Regions from separate parts of the Homo sapiens genome. Here region 1 is linked to region 2. A link is an interaction called in ENCODE POLR2A ChIA-PET data of the cell type or tissue named here. Cell type or tissue: CD4-positive, alpha-beta T cell. All regions are shown on one strand. Links, peaks and the distances in the headings refer to the core of each region. The heading gives the core; the rest is flanking DNA. Region 1 has its middle 7.6 kb from the start of CSE1L-DT. Region 2 overlaps STAU1 (staufen double-stranded RNA binding protein 1).

Evidence for each region. Peaks named below come from ENCODE experiments on the same cell type or tissue, not always from the same donor. Only the 100,000 strongest peaks of a DNase experiment are listed, where the experiment ranks them.
Region 1: POLR2A ChIA-PET joins it to region 2 with 5 read pairs; 4 of 35 experiments call an interaction of 5 or more read pairs at or near these places.

What each region holds. Positions count from the first base shown.
Region 1 is chr20:49,037,023-49,039,932 of GRCh38, forward strand. It overlaps the pseudogene SNAP23P1. Among named protein-coding and RNA genes, the nearest start is that of CSE1L-DT, 7.6 kb to the right of the region's middle. In CD4-positive, alpha-beta T cell, for the core only: no CTCF peak of the experiment used is centred there; a DNase peak (open chromatin) is centred at 1,179.
Region 2 is chr20:49,131,974-49,134,883 of GRCh38, forward strand. All of the region lies in intron 6 of STAU1 (staufen double-stranded RNA binding protein 1), which reads right to left. It also overlaps the pseudogene ARPC3P1. Among named protein-coding and RNA genes, the nearest start is that of STAU1, 55 kb to the right of the region's middle. In CD4-positive, alpha-beta T cell, for the core only: CTCF peaks have their summits at 1,113 (motif pointing right) and 1,315; a DNase peak (open chromatin) is centred at 1,138.

The DNA of each region.
Region 1 (2,910 bases), core at 192-2,691, 95 kb before region 2:
AAGTAATTCTCCCACCTCAGCTTCCTGATTAGCCGGAACTATAGGGCCAGTAGTGAGACACCTTGCCTGGCTAATTTTTGTATTTTTTTGTAGAGTTGGGGTTTCACCATGTTGCCCAGGCTGGTCTTGAACTCCTGGCCTCAGTGATCCTCCCACCTTGGCCTCCCAAAGTGCTGAAATTACAGGTGTGAGTACCACGCCAACTGAGATGCTAATTTTTAAGTCAATGTGACAAATACTAATCAGATTCCCATAACAGTGTTTAGGATCTACATAAATTTGATTCTGGACATAGTTCTATACACAAGGGTAAGAGACTGACAGTGTAATTCCCCAATAATTAAACTAAAGGTATAATTTTCCAAATCACTTTTAGTAACACAATAAATTCTAACTTTTTTTAAAAATAGAGATGGGGGTCTCACTATGTTGGCCAAATTGGTCTTCAGCTCCTGGGCTCAAGTGATCCTCCCACCTCAGCCTCCCAATGTATTGGGATTATAGGTGTAAGCCACTACATCCAGCCAATTCTAACTTTTTAAGTCTAGGGTCTGGCATGGTGGGAGGATTGCTAGAAGCCAGGAGTTTGAGACCAATCTGGGGAATGTAGTGAGACCCTATCTCTACAAAATAATAATAGCAAGTGTGGTGGCACACGCCTGTAGTCCCAGCTACCCAGGAGACTGGGGTGGGGAGGACTGCTTGAGCCCAGGAGGTCGAGGCTGCAGTGAGCTTTGTTTGTGCCACTGCACTTCAGCCTGGGTGACAGCCTGTCTCAAAAAAACAAAAACCAAAAAAACCTTCTGGCCACAAAGCAAAAAGTTGCATAGCCACGGTAAAGATTTAGTTGGTTATAAAGTTGTAGTTATTGCCACTTTAAGCTAATACTTCGTTTTGGAGCTTTTATACACAGTATTTTTGTTAGGGATCACAGTTCTGCAACCTCTGCTCCAAAAAGAATGAGTTTTCTTAAAGGGAGCTTAACTTCTGAAGTCTTAGTGATTCATAGGTGTGCATAGAATGTGTGATTCCACATCCCAGGTGGAAAGAAAGCAATCTTTCCACCTCAGCCTCCCAAAATGCTGGGATTACAGGCACGTGCCACCATGCCCAGCTAGGTTTTTGCTGAGGTTAACCTCTTATCTCTTGTCCCTCCCTCCACCACAAAAACCACAAACAAAAAACACTTCTACAGCTTCCTTCTTCTTGGCTGTCTTTGTCAATGTTTCCAATTTTTTTTTTTAAGAGACGTGATCTTGCTTTGTCACCCAGGCTGGGGTGAGTGGCCTCATTGCAGCTGACTGCAGCCTCAATTTCTCGTGCCCAAGCCATCCAAAGTTCTTTGTTCTATTATGTGGACAGACACGAAGGGCATGGCATTTGTTAAGTTCTGTTAAAGTCTTCTCTGCCTCTCTCATGTCTGTATTTTTGTGGCCCATGTCTTCTATGTGGTTGAGTTGTTCCCCTTGTTTATCCAGTATTGTGATGATCTTGATTCCTGCATCCTGAGACTCAATGGCTAAACCCAGGATTCTCCTTGTACTTTCTAGAGACTCATCAGCAACTTGGTGAACCCTCAGATGAATTCTTTTTGATTCAGGATCTTGCTGTGGCTCCCAGGCTGGAGTGCAGTGGCAGTGGCACCATCATAGCTTACTGCAGCCTCAAATTCTTGGGCTCAAGCAATCTTCCTGCCTCAGCCTCCCCAGTAGCTGGGACTACAGGCACACCTCACTATGCCCAGCTAATTTTTTTAAATTTTATTGTAGAGACAGGGTCTTGCTACGTTGCCCCAGCTGGTCTCAAACTCCTAGGCCCAAGTCATCTTCCCACCTCAGCCTCCTAAAGTGCTGGAATTTACAGGCATGAGCCACTGGACTTGGCCCTGAATTTCTTTTAATGACAGATTATCCATGATGAATCAAAACTATCAGGCATGGGCCAGGTGTGGTGGCTTACACCTGTAATCCCAGCACTTTGGGAGGCTGAGGCGGGCAGATCACTAGAGGTCAAGAGTTTGTGACCAGCCTGGCCAATGTGGCAAAACCCTGTCTCTACGAAAAATACAAAAATTAGCTGGGCATGGTGACACACACCTGTAGTCCCATAGTCCCAGCTACTTGGAAGGCTAAGGAACAAGAATCACTTGAACCTGGGAGGCCAAGGTTGCAGTGAGCTGAGATCACACCACTGCACTCTAGCCTGGGCCACAGAGCAAGATTCCTCAAAAAAAAAAAAAAAAAAAAAAAATTACTTGGCTAATTTTTGTATTTTTAGTAGAGACTGGCTTTCACCATGTTGGCCAGGCTGGTCTCAAACTCCTGACCTCAGGTGATTTGCCCGCCTCTGCCTCCCGAAGTGCTAGGATTACAGGCCTGAGACACTGCGCCCAGCCTCTGAAGACCCACTTCTACTGCACACCTGTCATAGGCAGAAAGCAGCCCTGGGCTCCTGCTGCCCTCTGAGAGAGTCCTGGAAGGTACTCTGTCCTTGGCCTTTGGGCCACATTCCATGGACTCCTGGTAAAGTCTCACTTCTCCCTTCCCTTCCACCAAAAGAGGAAAGAAGGAGAATTTAATGGCTGGGCACAGTGGCTCATGCCTATAATCCCAACACTTTGGGAGGCTAAGGCAGGAGGATCACTTGAGGCCAGAAGTTTGAGACCAGCCTGGGAAACGGTGAGACCCCATCTGTCCCCCTCCCCATCTCCCCATCAATGAACTTTAGTACTTTCTCCTGCTAGGCTTTCCATATTGATCATGTTTTTGACTCTTGCTATTTCAACCATTCTTCAGCCATTAATTCGCACAATAACCCCCGTAAAGTAGGTACTATTATCATCATCACCAGCATCCCTCCTTTTTATAGAGGGGTACGGGCTCAGAGAGGTTGACAAACTTGACTTAGGAC
Region 2 (2,910 bases), core at 94-2,593:
GTAAAAAATTGAAAAAATGTCTAGGTAAGAAAAGTGAGCCTCCAAAATGGATGCACTCTTTTTTTTTTTGGTGTAGGGGAAGGAGGTAGCGGAGAATGGGGGGTAGGAATTCAGCACAGTGGCCAGGAGCAGAGGTGTGGGAAGGACCTGGCCTGCTTAGGCACCCGTGGACTGATTTTAAAGAACTCCCATAGGTGCCGCCCACACCCAAGGGCAGAGATTCTGAAACACTTCTTCCCACAACAGTGCTTTCCCTGTCCTCAGGTTAGACTTTGGAGGGACAGGTCAGCCACCCTGATGGCTCACTTCAAATGCACAGCCCACCCTGGCCCTCTCCAACGGCTTGCATTGTCTGCCCACATCAAGATCCCCCCAATCTAAATCTGGAGGATCACCTGGATTGCATGTGGTGTGAGCATGTCACAATTGTCTCCCGATGACCGTATCCATCAGCACCATCACATTTTCTAACTAAAACTGTATGTTTTATCAGAAGTCAAACTGGCTGGGCACGGTGGCTCATGCCTATAATCCCATCACTTTAGGAGATCAAGGTGAGTGGATCACCTGAGGTCAGGAGTTCAAGACCAGACTGGCTAACGTGGTGAAACCCTGTCTCTACTAAAAATACAAAAATTAGTGAGGCATGGTGGTGTGCACCTGTAATCCCAGCTACTCAGGGGGCTGAGGCAGGAGAATTGCTTGAAGCCAGGAGGTGGAGGTTGCCATAAGCTGAGATCGTGCCATTGTACTCCAGCCTGCGCAACAAGAGCAAAACTCCATCTCCAAAACAAAACAAAACAAAACAAAAGTCAAGCTGTATATATTTTTCCAAAAAACTGTTCCTGTCTTCCCCTATTAAAACACCTAACGAAGCTTCCTATGTGACAGATTTAATTACCAAAAACTTAATCAAAAATTATTCTGTTCATTTATTCAGTAACTATTTCCTAAACATCTAATACATGCCAGGCAACCTTCCAGCGGCAAAAGAAAGGAAAGACCTTGCTCAACATAATAATGCAAGCTAGTAAAAAATTCCTGATATTTGAGTTAATGAATATAAGCACTCACGCCACCAACTACATGCAAGCTGTGATAAATTACTTTAAAAGATCACCACGAGAGGGCACTCCTACAATTCTTTTATGTGACTACTGTCAAGATTCCTGAACACAGAGTTGAGAGCCAGATCTGAAACCTTAACAAAAGTGAAGGAGGAAAGGAAGCAATCTGACCCCAAATCCCACAGAACAAAAACATAAAATAGCAATCTCTAAGTTTCCAGAAATCTCAGTGACTCTGGGTAGCAGCAAGAGTGAGCAGGTGGTAAGCTTCTCAGGAATCCAAGGCTCTGGCCCAAGCCGTCAACTCTGCACATGAGGTGACCCGGGAAGCCAGCCAGGCATCTCCCACTCCCCACGGTCTTGGTACCCCTCCCCCACAACCTGCAAAAATCCACTCTCATGACAGACTAATCTGTCAGCAGGGGAGAAAAGCAACACTTCTCCCCTTTCCTGAAACAGGTGCCGGGGGAGACCTCATGACTCCTTGGGATGCAGCTCCCATCTTTTTCCCACTCAACTGTGAGCCCAAACAGCCATTCTGAATGTCCCCTGTCTCATTCCCTCCCCAAGTGCATCCCAGCCTCCACTGATGGAGGGAGAAAGGCCAGGGAGGGAATGTAGGGCCAGGTGAGAAGATTCCAGCCCTAGATCCATGTCGGTGCTCTGGACTCCAAGAGAACAGTGTAAACCTGCTCTTACCCACTGAGGGTGGAGGGGCAGGAATGAGTGTCAGAGGAATGGAGAGGAACAAACAAGCCCTCGTACCCAGGTGGGCCACAGTAGGGAGCCCTGGCAACTACAATCCCACCTCTGGCCCATGGCAGGCAGAGAGGCATCAGCAGGGTGAGGTGAGAAATCATCATCACTCGGCCAAAGGATGGAGCACTGAAGCTGGGTTAAGTTTAGGGTGCTAGCACATAGGAGGAGAAGGTATACATCACCTGTAACTGTAAAGAATACTTCAAAGATATTTTACAGGAATATAAGCTTCAGATAGGCTTTTTAAGAAATAAGCCATAATCAAGCACGTAAATCAAAAGAATCTGCAAAGAATCTGCTGTGGGTCAGACCTTATTTCTAAGGTAAACATTAAAAATTCTCCCTTACTGGGCCGGGCAAGGTGGCTCACGCCTGTAATCCCAGCACTTTGGGAGGCCGAGATGGGTGGATCACCTGAGGTTAGGAGTTCGAGACCAGCCTGACCAATATGGAGAAACCCCGTTTCTACTAAAAATACAAAATTAGCTCGGCATGGTGGCGTATGCCTGTAATCCCAGCTACTCAGGAGGCTGAGGCAGGAGAATCGCTTGAATCTGGGAGGTGGAGGTTGCAGTGAGCCGAGAACACACCATTGCACTACAGCCTGGGCGACAAGAGTGAAACTCATCTCAGGGAAAAAAAAAAAAAAAGCTCTGGGTTGAAACCCGGGCGCCGCCAAGATGCCGGCTCATTACTCTTCTCTCATGGATCCTGACACCAAACTCATCGGAAACATAGCACTGTTACCTATCAGAAGTCAATTCAAAGGACCTGCCCCCAGAGAGACAAAAGATACAGATATTGTGGATGAAGCCAACTATTACTTCAAGGCCAATGTCTTCTTCAAAAACTATGAAATTAAGAATGAAGCTGATAGGACCTTGATATATTTAACTCTCTACATTTCTGAATGTCTGAAAAAACTCCAAAAGTGCAATTCCAAAAGTCAAGGTGAGAAAGAAATGTATACACTGGGAATCATTAGTTTTCCCATTCCTGGAGAGCCTGGTTTTCCACTTCACGCAATTTATACCAAACCTGCAAACAAACAGGAAGATGAAGTGATGAGAGCCTATTTACAACA